Regions from separate parts of the Homo sapiens genome. Here all the other regions are linked to region 2. Evidence: chromatin loops called from intact Hi-C (ENCODE). Cell type or tissue: IMR-90. All regions are shown on one strand.

Evidence for each region. Peaks named below come from ENCODE experiments on the same cell type or tissue, not always from the same donor. Only the 100,000 strongest peaks of a DNase experiment are listed, where the experiment ranks them.
Region 1: it touches region 2 in a loop (2.9-fold over the local background); 10 of 110 quality-filtered maps call a loop at or near these places.
Region 3: a loop joins it to region 2, with 6 times the contacts of the local background. A loop is called at or near these places in 14 of 110 quality-filtered maps.

The regions. Positions count from the first base shown.
Region 1 is chr11:88,318,424-88,323,423 of GRCh38, reverse strand. The region is part of intron 2 of CTSC (cathepsin C); the gene reads left to right. Among named protein-coding and RNA genes, the nearest start is that of CTSC, 17 kb to the left of the region's middle. In IMR-90, no CTCF peak of the experiment used is centred here; a DNase peak (open chromatin) is centred at 3,043; H3K27ac peaks cover 470 bases.
Region 2 is chr11:88,482,807-88,487,806 of GRCh38, reverse strand. No RefSeq gene overlaps it. Among named protein-coding and RNA genes, the nearest start is that of GRM5-AS1, 19 kb to the left of the region's middle. In IMR-90, a CTCF peak has its summit at 2,860 (motif pointing left); a DNase peak (open chromatin) is centred at 4,736; H3K27ac peaks cover 4 bases.
Region 3 is chr11:88,533,195-88,538,194 of GRCh38, reverse strand. The region is part of intron 8 of GRM5 (glutamate metabotropic receptor 5); the gene reads left to right. Among named protein-coding and RNA genes, the nearest start is that of GRM5-AS1, 31 kb to the right of the region's middle. In IMR-90, no CTCF peak of the experiment used is centred here; a DNase peak (open chromatin) is centred at 2,084; H3K27ac peaks cover 2,324 bases.

The sequences.
Region 1 (5,000 bases), 160 kb after region 2:
TGCCCTGGCCAGAACTCCCAATACTATATTGAATAAGAATGGTGAGAGAGGGCATCCTTGTCTTGTGCCAGTTTTCACGGGGAATGCTTCCAGCTTTTGCCCATTCAGTATGATATTATCTGTGGGTTTCTCATAAAAAGCTCTTATTATTTGAGATACGTTCCTTCAATACCTAGTTTATTGAGAGTTTTTAACATGAAGCGATGTTGAATTGTATCGAAGGCCTTTTCTGTGTCTATTGAGATAATCATGTGGTTTTTGTCTTTAGTTCTGTTTATGTGATGAATGACGTTTATTGATTTGCATATGTTGAACCGGCCTTGCATCCTGGGGATGAAGCCAACTTGACTGTGGTAGATAAGCTTTTGGATGTGCTGCTGGATTTGGTTTATCAGTATTTCATTGAGATTTTTTGCGTCGAAGTTCATCAGGGATATTGGACTGAAGTTTTCTTTTTGTTGTCGTATCTCTGCCAGGTTTTGGTATCAGGATGATGCTGGCCTCATAAAATGAGTTAGGGAGGAGTCCCTCCTTTTCAATTGTTTGGAATAGTTTCAGAAGAAAGGGTATCAGCTCCTCTTTGTACCTCTGGTAGAATTCAACTGTAAATCCATCTGGTCCTGGACTTTTTTTCATTAGTAGGCTATTTATTACTGCCTCACTTTCATAACTTGTTATTGATCTATTCAGGGATCCAACTTCTTCCTGATTCAGTCTTGGGAGTGTGTATGCATCCAGGAATTTATCCATTTCTTCTAGATTTTCTAGTTTCTTTGCATAGAGGTGTTTGTAGTATTTGCTGTTGGTTGTTTGTACTTCTGTGAGATCAGTGGTGGTATCCTGTTTATCATTTTTTATTGTGTCTGTTTGATTCTTCTCTTATTTTTGACAAAGCTGACAAAAAGAAGCAATAGGGAAAGGACTCTCTATTCAATTAATCCTACTGTATATCTGGCTAGCCATATGCAGAAAATTGAAACTGTTCCTGTTTCTTAATCCATATACGAAAATCAACTTACGATGGATTAAAGACTTAAATGTAAAACCCAAAATTATAAAACCCTGGAATAGAATATAGGCAATATCATTCTGGACATAGGAATGGGCAAAGATTTTATGAGAAAGACACCAAAAGCAATTACAACAAAAGCAAAAATTGGCAAATGAGATCTAATTAAACTAAAGAGCTCTGCACAGCAAAAGAAACTACTGTCAGAGTGAACAGGCAACCAACAGAATGGGAGAAAATTTTTTCAATCTATCCATATGACAAAGGTCTAACATCCAGAATCTACAAGGAACTTAACAAATTTACAAGAAAAAAGGAGCCCCATTAAAAAGTTGGCAAAGAACATGAACAGACACTTCCCAGAAGATATTCATGTGGCCAATAAACATGAAGAAAAGCTCAACATCACTGACCATTAGAGACGTGCATATCAAAATCACAATGAGATACCATCTCATGTCACAATGGTGATTATTAAAAAGTCAAACAACATGCTAGTGAGGTTGTAGAGAAATAAGAACGCTTTTACACTGTTGGTGGGAATGTCAACTAATTCAACCACTGTGGAAGACAGTGTGGTGATTCCTCAAGGATTTAGAACCAGAAATATCATTACTGCATATAGACCCAAAGGAATAGAAATCATTCTATTACAAAGATACATGCACATGTATGTTTATTACAGCACTATTCACAATAGCAAAGACATGGAATCAACCCAAATGCTCATCAGTGATAGACTGGAAAAAGAGAATGTGGAACATAAACACCATGGAATACTATGCAGCAATAAAAAGGAATGAGATCCTGTCCTTTTCAGGGACATGGATGGAGTTGGAAGCTGTTATCCTCAGCAAACTAATGCAGGAACAGAAAACCAACCACCACATGTTCTCACTTATAAGTGGGAGCTGAACAATAGAACACATGGGCACAGGGAGGGGAATAACACACACTGGGGCCAGTCAGGGGGTGGGGGGTCAAGCTGAGGGAGAGCATTAGAAAAAATAGCTAATGCATTCTGGGCTTAACCCATTTATGCCTAGTGTTCCATTTCTGGAATGCTAAGCATGTGGAAGTTCTTTATATCCTGCTCAAGGTCATTGCCAAGGTCTGATTTTTCACATTCAACAAATTGCAACCTCTGGCATAAATGGGTTAATACCTAGGTGATGAGTTGATAGGTGCAGGAAACCACCATGGCACATGTTTATCTATGTAAGAAACCTGCACATCCTACACATGTACCCTGGAACTTAAAAAATTTAAAATATATATGTATATATATTTAATATGGAATTTTAAAAATTACTAATGAGTTCTTTTATCTGAGTAATTTTGCATCAACATGCTTTTATTATGGAAGAGAAGATTCAGTGAGTACAAAATTGCAGATACATGTGTCAGAAGATCCCTGAATATAATAAGGCTTAGTATTCTGTGTCATAATTGCCTGTTTGTATTCCTCTCTGGTCTTTAAACTTCATTAGGGCAAGGATCAACTCCATCTTACTAACCATTTGATTCCCTATGTATTACACGATATATGACCAATAATAAGCCTTCAATAAATACTTGTAAAATAAAGAATGTTATGTAATATATCATGTGGTATTGTTTTATTGATGTGTTCTTTGAAGTGTTACCTTTGTGTCCTTAGAGGCTATGGTGGGCCCTCAGGCCATATATGTTGGATGATTTAGTGGAAAAGAGATTAGACTTTTATATTTTATTCTATTTATTTATTTATGTTTTAATCTTGTGTAAGCCTATAGAGGCCAAGATAGGGCTCAGAGTTAAAAACAGTGATGTTCTAACTTTCAAAACTACTAAAAACAAAATTAGCTATCAAGGGAAATCCTGAGTGTTCTGACTGCAGGGGTTCCCCAAAGCCTGGAGGACCGAAGCTTTGAAATGCTGCATGGTGTGCCTCACCTCTGTTGAGTATAGTGAGGAACATGAGCTGAGGAGTGGATTAGATGAACTCTTAAGATTTTTTTCCAACTTTACGGTTTGAGTTTATGAGTAAGTAAGTGAGGAATGAGCCCAGGGACTTTGACTACTTTGCTGTGCAGTAAATTGCTGTTTTCTTAGCTAATTCTGGAGTGTGTATTTTGGTTTTAATGTAATGTCCTTTCAGCACTGGAAATAAACAGATTTATGACCCTCCATTTTCACATGTAAACTTCCAGTTCCTTCAGTAAAATGCTGGAAGTTGCTTGGCTGTAACCACTGTAACTATTTCCTGGCAGTTTTGCATTTTATTACAATTCGACTTTTTAAATGCATGGTTCAGTCCAGTTAATAGGCAGAAAACTATAGCTATTCCTTGGAACTGACATAGGGAAGTTGGTTTCTTTCTGAGGAAAGATGTGACACTCTGATGGATTTGGCAAAATACCAATTCAGTAAAATTTGCCTGGTTCCTTTCTGACAGCAAATGGAGGTAATTGTACGTATATAGATTTCTACAGTAAACAAAGGGCAAAAATGGAAACATTTTTTGTTTTTTAATGTTGCTGGAATATAATATTTCCATATTTGGTTAATCATCAAATCATTCAACTCCATGCAAAGTACTCTTTTCAAAATTACAAATCATCTTGATGGATTAGACTTGGATGTCTAAATTTTTTATTATGTATTCTAAATTATCTATAGGTACATTTTGAAAATTATATATACATGTATCACTGTACTACATTTGTTATAAAATGTGAAATATTAAGCGATTAAATACTTTATTAATGTCATAAAATTGTGCCCTACCCAAAATATATTTTAAGAAGATATCATTTGAAAATAATGTAAAATATTCTTCATTATTATGATTTTGTTGCCAAAAGTAATGTTAGAGTCCCTGTTACTGATAATTTTCATGACTGTAAATTTTCAACATTTGGAAACAAAATTTTCTGATGTGTTTTAAAATCTTAAAGAATTTCAGTAGATTTTGACACATTTTTGTTAAAAGTATGAAAGTGTCACAGCTTTAGAAGGATTTAGAATAATTATCAATTGGTATTAGGGATGACAATTTTAATAGACAAATTTTAACTGAAACATTTGCTTTATTGATGTCTAGGACTAAAAAAAATATTATAGTGATGGAACCATTTCAAAACATCTGTTTTTAAAAACTTCTGTCAACATGTTTGACAGAAGTCAGAATAGGGTAATTATAAAAAAACTGCCATTTTCTTATGTTTGCATCATTAGTATTTGCAAATCCTTGTTTCTTTGCAAGTATATTTTAAACTACTTGTTCATTTTATGAGTGTTAGCCTGATTAATTCAGATAAGATGCTCAAGTCAGTTTAAGCAGGCAGATGTGAAAAAGGGAATATGCTGTGCCTTAACTATCTTATAGGGACTTACTAGCACACTGTACATAACAGATGAACATCTGATATTAGATCTGATGGGCACACCAATGTTGTTTCATATATTAAATAATAGTGGAAGTTTTCAATTTAATTAGTTTATTTATTTATTTATTTATTTTTGAGCCGGTGTTTCCCTCTTTTTGCCAAGGCTGGGGTGCAATGGCACATGGTTGCAGCTCACTGCAATCTCCACCTCCCAGGTTCAAAGGATTCTTCTGCCTCATCCTCCCAAGTAGCTGGGATTACAGGCGTGTGCCACTATGCCAGGCTAATTTTTGTATTATTAGTAGAGACAAGGTTTCACCATGTTGGTGAGGCTGCTCTCAAAATCCCGACTTCAGGTGATCCACCCGCCTCAGCCTCCTAAAGTGTTGGGATTACAGGCATGAGCCACTGCGCCTGGCCAATTGTATTTTTATGTTAGAAATATATATGGGAGTTACAATACTTTGTTTCCAATGTTCCGCTGGAAACCACTGGTTGAAAGGATAGGTCCCAGTGTCAGCTGCCCAGTTGGCAGTTTTGGATAGAATATAAGTTCTATGAAGGCATGGATGAAGTATCCTTCATGGTAATGATGGTAATGTTAGTATAGTCACTTGTTT
Region 2 (5,000 bases):
TTTATTTGTTTTGTCATTATATTCACTAATAATCCTCAAATAAAATTTTGAGTTATGCTTAGGTCACCATCATGGAATGGATATCTGGGCAAAAGATTACAGTATCCTTTCCTTTAGAAGTTATGCTTCTCAGTGTAAATTAATAATTGACATCCTAGTAACCATACATCAATCTCCATGTACTTGTTTACTGTGAGTTTGTTCTAGGAGACACATTCACAGCCATATATCAACAAAGTCAGCTTTCTGAACCTGTAAACCTCCAGGTCTTGAGAGGATCAAGTATATGTTTACCCTATTAAAGACTATATATTAGCCTCTGGTAAATACTCCACTACTTTTTTCTCATTCATCTTTAGTTAATACATGAGAAATGAAATGTAGAGGGGATCTGGAGTCCTAGACGTAAGTTTTGACTCTGTGACTGATTTGCTTTATAATATTTGTCAACAGTAATTATCATTTATGTGTTCTATTATTATGTTCCATACATTGTCCTTGACATCTTACACACATCATCCTGTTTAATTATCCTACCAACCCTGCAAAAAAAGACGTAATGTATGGCAACTATTTCTATATTCCTCCACATTAGCAATTCTCTCATTCATCCTTAGAAAAAGAATCCCAATTTCATTAAAGGGTATTGATGCATAGAATATATACAAAATAATTGGAGCTCTAACAGCTGCCTTGGACTGTAGTGTGATTTTAAGTATAGAAGTCACTTGCTAAGGATGCAGAATAGGAATAGCTTGGATTCCTGATGATAGCAGAAGCCACTATACCTTCCCTGGCTTTTCCGCCTTTGTAGGTTTTTTACATAAGAAGGAAATATGCAACTGTTATTTTGGGCTTTCTTTGTATATTCCAAACGTAACACAAACTGCTACAGAATTGGATTTATTTTAAATTGAGGAAACAAGGTACAGAAAGATTATTTAACTTAAGATCACACAACTAGCATGTACTGAGCAGCAATGCTTGGCCTGGCAATACTATTCTAAAACCGAAATTCTTTGTCATGTTTTATGACCTCAAAAAAGATATTAATACTTTTTATGCTTTATGTTTTGTACAGAAGAAAACTTGTATCTACTGACACTTTTTATGTGTCAGGCATTGTGTTGGCTATTGTCACAAGGATATACATTGCCTTGTGTATCATTTAATCTCAAGATTCCCTGTGTCTAAAATTTAAGTGATATCTAAAAATTTAGAGATAAAATATCTCTTTTCATCTCTGTGAAACTAAAACCAAAAACCTCTTTGTACAATCTAGCAGGGAACACTTGTCAATATGCAGCCAAACATTGACTAACGTATTTTCTCCAAGTTAGGCCAGCTCCACCAGAGAAAATGATCTCTTCAACTTTGATAAACCCTCATATACAAGATTCAGAACAAGTGAACATCACACTTGTTATTTTCTTCTGATTCCTTTTCAAATAACACTGTAAGTGTTATTATTAGAACCTTAAGACCCATTAGAAACAGGATAAAAGAAAATAGAAGTAACTAGCTCTCCTACTGGGATAAGAGATGAAACAAGAGAGAGAAAGTTTTGTTCTCCAAAGCAGCAATTCCACATTATGAGATTACATAAAGAAGAAACACACACACTCACATATACACCACTCACCACACACACACACACACACACACACAGAGAGAGAGAGAGTGAAAGGGGGGTGGTGGAGGAACACAGAAAAACAGAGCAAGGAAAAAAATTAGAACATTTTGGAGGGAAGGGTTCCAGATGGCAGCCAGGATGAGCCTCTGCCACAAAGATGAACCAAAATATCAGGTAAACATTCACACGTTGAAAAGATTTTTTGAAAGAGAACACTAAAATTCAATAAAGAGGCAACAGAAGACACCATGAGTGAAGAGAGAGAGAGCAGGGCTGCCTGCTCAGCATTGCTGGGTGCCAGGACCAGCCTCCAGACCTGGACCCAGATCCAAGGAAGGGATGAGTGAAGGAACCTCAGGGCATAACATTCCTGCCATAGACCTCTGAGATCCTAGCTACAGGAGAGTTCCATGACCCGTGTAGACCTTTAGACTGGCAGACAAAGCCTGCTCGTGGTGATCTTGAGTCAGGGAGGAACCCCCCCACTCAGAACAAAGAGAAAAGTGTAGCACAGGTTCATGTAGTGGCATGGGAGATGGGTACCCCTCCCTTCATAAGACTAGACTGGGAAGGGTGAGGCCTGATAGCCATGGTTTCTGTTCAAGGGAGTCTCACAGCCCAAAACACCTGGAATGACTAAGTGATCTGAATGCAGATAGCTTGAGTCTAGCCTAACCATTTTGGCCTGCTGTCAGCAGCAGAATGTTGGAGGGAGACCTGCTGCACCAGGGGTGTGGGAGCTGGGCCAGTCCCACTGCTGCCTGCTGGGCTGAAAACCCCAGGCCACCCAATTTGCCTTAAGCAGACTCTGTGGTACAGGAGAGGCAACTCAGCCCCTTGGCCCCAGCTGCCTGAGAGTCTGCCTATAGCCGTGCCAGGATTGGGGCTTGTGCTCGCCTCAGAGAGCATGGTCACAGGTTTGTCTGTCCCAGCCCCACCCAGATTTGCTTCCTCCAGCTGCCTGGGTGGCAGAGCACAGGACAGGAACCCCTGGAAACTCCAGGGTCCAGCCCATTGCCAAGGATACTCTCGTACTTCCCCTCATTAACAAAGGTCAAGTAAAATTTCCACGGCCACCACCACAACTACCTCCCGCCTGCAAGTGCCACCTATTAGCCTGAAGGTCAACCTATATGTGTCATCACAACTTCTCCTGACACCATTATAGAGCACTCAGGCAGCTCATACTTGAAAGTGCCACCTACAGGCCAGTAGGGTGAACTGCAAAAGCCAATATAATTCCTGCTGACACACGTGCACAGCACTGAGGAACAAAGTTCCAGAGACCTCCACCTCCCATCTCTGTAAGAGACAACAAGCCTGCTCACACATGTAGTACACTGTTGCTACAATCTACAAACAACCAGCATTTAAGAAAACCACTACATGAAGGCCATCTATAACCAAGGAATTTATACAGATCTTTGGCCCCCTAAAAGCACAAGAAGCAGAGAAAAAGAATGCTACTCAACATACACAACAGTCACACACTCAAAGTGGAAAAAATCTCATCCAAATGAATGTAAACTCACAGCTTCTCTGGAAAGAATTTTGGCAATGGCTATTTTCCCAGGAATTAACACCAAAATTTATATGCAAATATGTTCATTGTCTTCTTATTTACTGTGTGACCTTTGGCTTTCTCTTAAAATAAAAGCCACCTTTAATTTATAACGTTTCATTCCTGTGAAAAATATTAATTTAACAAAGTCTGTGACAGGTTTTCTTGCCTTCCATAAATGATTTAGTAATACTAAACTCATTAGGGGAAACATGAAGTTTCCCAAAGGTACTACCTGTAGGTGCTCTAAATTCTTTAGAATGTGAATATTCTCATATGATGACTAGGACAAGTGTCTCTCTCATTCATTCATTCATGCATTCATTCATTCAACAGATGGTTTATGACTGCCTACTATGTGTAAGGCACAGTGCTAGGCACTAACGATGCAATGGTGAAAAGAAACATGTAGTTGTCACTCTCTTGGGCCATCTAATCCAGGAGGAAAGATAAATCAAATAATTACACAAACAAATAAGAAAGCAGCAAATGTAAAGATATGTTTTGAATATCAGCTGTCAGTCAGGGAACAGGCAACATAAAAAATAAGGTAATAACAAATTTTTATTTTATTGTGAACTTAGCAGAAATTTTATTTTCACAAATTTTACAGTCTTGGCTTTAACTATTCCATGATATACTTGAAAACCTCTTATACTTAGCTAATGAATGAACCTTCACCTTGGCTTTGTTGTTCTCTCTTCAAACATTTGAAAATTTGTGAAAATCTCGGGACTTGTTCCTCATAAACCACAAGAGTTTATCCTACAGTCAGTGTTTCTCCCAGGATTGACCTATCTGGAAATTAAGGCTTTAACTGCCTTTAGTGCTATAAGATCAGGATTTGTTGTATTTAGGGCTATATCCTCTGCACCCAGTATCTACTATATAATGAGTGCCCAGTACATGATTGTTTATTGATTGAACTGCTGGGATAGTTTGTTTAGAATAAGTAAAAGGAGGCTCTTAGAAAGTGATGCATGACCTTGCCTACTTGTCAGAACCACCTGGTGAACTTAAAAAAAAATAAAATCCTTGTTGTTCTTTCTTGGCAATTGTGAAAAGGAATAACCAGCATAATTTTGATAGTACCTACTGTCACTCTCAAAGTGTACCAATTTGGTTGGTAAATTATGTGAGACAGATATATATATATGCGTGAATATTAAATATAAGAAGACAATAGAAGTCAAAGGTGGGTGTCATTGGATGTACCTCTACCATACACAGACTTTGGAGTCAGACAAACCTACATTCCAATCCCTGCTCTTCTACTTACTAGTGGTACCATGAGTGAAGAAAAAAATCTTACTTAAACTGGCATCTGTGGCAAGTTACTTTACCTCCCAAAGACTCAGTTTCATCAACTAAAAATGCAAATAATATTGGTTTCTTACTCATAAGGCTGTAGTGATTATTAATAATGTGCAAAGAATGTTGGTATGGCACAGAGTAAACAGCAGGTGAATAAAATGGTTTCTCCCCAGTACATACATGCAGTGGGTTCCCAACTGTCTTTTTCCCTTAAGAAATGAGACCCACACCCTTGAAGGAGACATAGATAATGGTTTGCACATGACACACTTAATGACTTGTGGGAAAATACTTTCATTTCACATCACTATTTTGTTCAACATATCTGGATTATAGTTTCTTTCCAAATAACTAGCTGTTGACTTGAAGGATGACACACGCACAAAGCCTTCTCGTTATTCAGGAGGAAACAAGATAATTTAAATAGTCCAATTTTTACCTCTTTGTAGCTTTCTTTTGTGATTTGTTTGGGGATGTTAAAAAGGCCAAGTT
Region 3 (5,000 bases), 50 kb before region 2:
AATTTAACACATTTCCATAATATTGCTATGCTGTAATTTATTAAACTATTCTCCCGTGGTTGGTTTGTTCTTTTTTGTTGAGGTTTTTTTTTTTTTCTGTTTTCTATAACATTGAAGGAAAAAATCTTTGTGCAGAAACCTTTGAGCTTATGTTGAATTGTTTCCTTAGAATAAATTCCTAGAATTACTAAGTCAATACAGCTGATTTTTTACTTTTTAATTCCTTATTTGCATTGCTTCCCCACTTTTCAGCTTTTACCTTTCCATTATTTTCACAGAACACAGTGAAATATGTTACCTGGCAATTTCTCAAATCATTTTGCAGCTTATCTTCACTTTGCCATTAGTTTCTGGAGCTATTAATCATGCTCAGTTTTTGTTTTTAATCTGATTTATCTGAAGGAATCAAGTTGACATTTCAAGTCTGTGCAAAAGATGTTTTTCTGCGCACGGAGACCACAAGATCTGATGGAATATCTAGTAAATCATTCCAATATATTTACATATATAGATAGATAGAAGGTTGAGAGATGATATTGAAGAAAGGAATTACCTTGCAATAGTACTGCATAATATTGATCTTTTTAAATTTGGCTTCACTGTTTCCCTCTAACCTAAAGATCCATAATGACTTCCCTTCTGCCTTCATCTAGAATTTTCCTCTGATCAATTAGACTTGGAAGGCTGACTTGGGCTTTCCTTCAGCTCTCTTTGTAACACTCTGAAGTTGTTAAAATATTCTACCATCTCGTCCCTGTCTGTCTTCTGCTATCACACTGTATCCCACACATCGAAACTGATTGTCAGCTCTTCTTAGTGATGCCTCTTTTACAGCCTTCAGATTTTTGGTGTATTTCTGTCTAGGAAAACTCCAGCCAGAGAAATGCCAATCTGTTTGCATGTTAACAAGGGGCCCAGAGGGTGATTTATTCCACTTGACCATTATGTAGTCAAATTTGACCTTTTAAAAAATAAGCGTATATTGTGCTCAAAGCCTAGCTCCACTAAGTATACACTATTAACTTCATGTACGACCTTTTCAGTCTCTCAAATGTGCCATCAGATTATTTAAATAAGGGGTTTTTAAGCATGAAATAAAGAAAAAGTAAGTTGTTAATGAAGAGCATGAGATTTGGAGGTAAAACATCTGGTTTCTAGTGGCACTTCTGAGACTTACAAGCTATGGGGTCTTGACCAAATTGTGAAGCTTTCTGAGCCAGTTTCCTTATCTGCTGAATGGGGATAATTATATTCCTGAGTTTGTTAAGAAAATTAAATGATATAGGGAAAGTTTTTCTATAATAATGTGAATGCTATTCAAAAGTATATTACACCATAGTTTCTCTCTTCACTTTATGACTGCCAAGATCCAAAATTAGGATGGTCCCAAAAGGAATGTGGCAATAAATCTGTAGAATAAGATGCAATGTGCAGCATTCTACCTCATATATTTTCCCTAAGATGTTTTAAAATTATAAACTGTGTTTCTGGGTGATCACTAAAGATATCATCTAGAGGTAGATGTTTGATCCAAATTTCACCTGAGGTCGAAAAGCTGAGGTCTTGGCTGGTGTTCAAGGAACCAACATGGGAACAGAATTGAATGTGCTCAAAGCTGTTATAAAGCTTTGTGTTGGTACAAAGGGGGAGTGGATACAATAACTACAGCAAAGTCAAGATTAAAAACTAAAGTCAGAAAAATTCTGTCTCAAGGCAGGGAGGCAAAGGGAAAGAGAGAGCTAACAAATAAAAACTGGCTCCAAAATTTGCTATAACTGGTCTCAAAGAAGATGGTGGCTGGAAAGAACTCCTAAATCATCACTGAGTTGAGCCAGGATTACTTGTATATGGATCTGTCACTGACTAATAAGGAATAAGCACATAAGCCCACTGAGGTTCATTTTCTTTTTTGTGTGTGTGACACCTTCTTATTCAAATTACACAAAAGATAATTGCAAACAATTTTTGTTAAATATGTATAAGCCCATGCCAATTCTTCAATATATGTGAACAAAAGCGTTTTCAGAGTAGTTATAAGGCTTCAGTACTATGAGCTGAATCATTTCCCATGACCTAATCAGTTTAAGAATGTAACACTAAACCCACAGTAACTGGTTATGACTGTAACTAGCATAGCTTTCAGGAAATGAACAAGGGTGTTTCTTCCATGATTATAAGGACCAATTGTTTAGGCTTTCTCTAAGTGTGGATTATTGAGAAAATAATACTTTGTTTTACCCAATCGATCTCTCTCTTTTTTGCTCCTTACAAATCTAACTTATTAACTCTCACACTTATTTTATATAAATGGTACATACAGAAAGGAGCATTATTTAAAAGAACACAAACATCTAAGTAACACTAAAGTATTTGTTAGTAGTAACTTCTTTAGATTCATCATATATATACACTCACACACATGTGTACACACACAGAGAGACACACACAGTATTTATAAACAGTCAAACCTAAGTAAATGCTATAACAATTTCAGAAATTCTTAGACTCAGTTTTGGAAGAAAAACTAATGAAACCAAGTATAGCAGATAGGAGGATTTCAGCCTCAGAAAGTCTATAACCTAACTCAAAGTGGCTTAAATGATAACAAATTAATCTCACATAAAAAGAATTTCTGACACTAAAAAGGCTAATTCAGTAGCTCAAAGGACACAATGGCTCAAGGACCTACTTATTTCGACCTTTCCAGTCTACCACTGAATCACTGGACCACAGTTTTTGAAATGTTGGCTTAGCTTCTCTCATGCCTGCCATATGGTTGGAGCATTGTCAGGTATCACATCCAGACCACTGTCCACAGAAAAAGAGACTATGTTTTCCAGTGTTTTATTAATACTAAAGAAATCGTTCTCAGAAGTCTCCAGAAGACTCTCTCCCATGATCATTGGCTAAAACTGATGAGTAAAGTGGCAAGTGAATCTGATAATTACTATTATCATCTTAGTCTAATCAGTGTCTACATCGTGAAGGTAAGGATGGGATGGCTTGTTAAGAAGAATGTGACAATGCAAAGGAAAGGCAAATATCTTAAAAAAATAAGTATCTTCCATGTAACTGTATTAGTTCGTTTTCATGCTGCTGATAAAGACATACCCGAGACTGTGCAATTTACAAAAGAAAGAGGTTTAATTGGATTTACAGTTCCACATGGCTGGGGAAGCCTCACAATCATGGCAGAAGGCAAGGAGAAGCAAGTCCCATCTTACAAGGATGGCAGCAGGCAAAGAGAGAATGACAGCCAAGCAAAACAAGTTTCCCCTTATCAAACCATCAGCTCTTGTGAGACTTACTCACTACCATGAGAACAGTATAGGGGAAACTGCCCCCATGATTCAATTATCTCCCACAAGGTCCCTCCCACAACACATGGGAATCATGGGAGTACAAGTGAAGATGAAATTTGTGTGGGGAAACAGAGCCAAACCATATTATTCTGCCCCAGCCCCTCCCAAATCTCATAACTTCACATTTCAAAACCAATCATGCCTTCCTGACAGTCCCCTAAAGTCTCAAATTATTTCAGCATTAACTCAAAAGTGCACAGTCCAAAGTCTCTTCCAAGACAAGGCAACTCCTTTCCACCTATGTGCTTGTAAAATCAAAAGCAAGTTAGTTACTTCCTAGATACAACGGGTGTACAGGAATTGGGTAAATACAGCCATTCCAGATGGGAGAAATTGGCCAAAACAAAGGGGTGACAGGTCCCATGTAAGTCCAAAATCCACCAGGGCAGTCAAATATTAAACTTCCTTTGACTTCATGTCTCACATCCAGGTCACGCTACTGCAAGAGGTGACCTCCCATGGTCTTAGGCAGCTCCACCTGTGTGGCTTTGAAGAGTACAGCCTCCCTCTCAGCTGCTTTCACAGGCTGGTGTTGAGTGTCTACCGCTTTTCCAGGCACACAGTGCAAGTCGTCAGTGGATCTACATTCTGGCGTCTGGAGGACAGCAGCCCTCTTCTTACAGCTCCACTAGGCAGTGCCCCAGTAAGGACTCTGTGTGAGGACTCCAACCCCACATTTCCCTTCTGCACTGCCCTAGCAGAGGTTCTCCATGAAAGCCCCACTCCTGCAACAAACTTCTGCCTGGACGTCAGACATTTTCATACATCTTCTGAAATCTAGGTGGTTCCTGAACCTCAATTCCTGACTTCTGAGTACCCACAGGCTCAACACCACATGGAAGCTGCCAAGACCTGGGGCTTGCATCCTCTGAAGCCACAGTCTGAGTTCTATGTTGACCCATTTCAGCCATAACTAGAGTGGCTGGGATGCAGGGCACCAAGTCCCTGGCTGCACACAGCTCAGGGACCCGAGGCCTGGCCCACGAAACCACTTTTTCCTCCTAAGCCTCCAGATCTGTGATGGAAGGGGCTGCCTGAAGACCTCTGACGTGCTCTGGAGACATTTTCCCCATTGTCTTGGGGATTAACATTTGGCTCCTCATTACTTATGCAAATTTCCTGGAAATTTATAATTTAATTTTCCTTTTTGTCAGTCATTCATGCATACCTCATTCAATAAATATTATTACCTATACTATCATAGGCACTGGGAAGATAGCAGTGAAGCATACGGTTCAGAACCCATGCCTTCATAGAGCTTGCATTCTATCACAGATTCCACTGGGGGAAAACAGAGAATAAATAAAATAAATAAGTAAAATATAAATTATTTTAGATAAGTTTTCCTGATAAAAGCAGGAAATGGTAACAGAAAGAGTAGAGTGGTAGTTGCCTTTTTAAATAGGGTGGTCTGGCAGGATGTATTGAGAAAGTGACATTTAGGCAAAAATTTGAAAGAAGTAAGCTTTGAGGATATTTTTAATGAAAGCATTAAAGGCAGAGGAAATGGCCAAAGCAAAGACACTATGCTGGGAGGATATCTGGTGTCTTCAAGCAACAAGAAGATCATTGTAGATGAAGCAATGTGAGCAAGGGAGAAAAAGTGACTTTTGGGATCAGAGAGATAGTCAGGGAGTG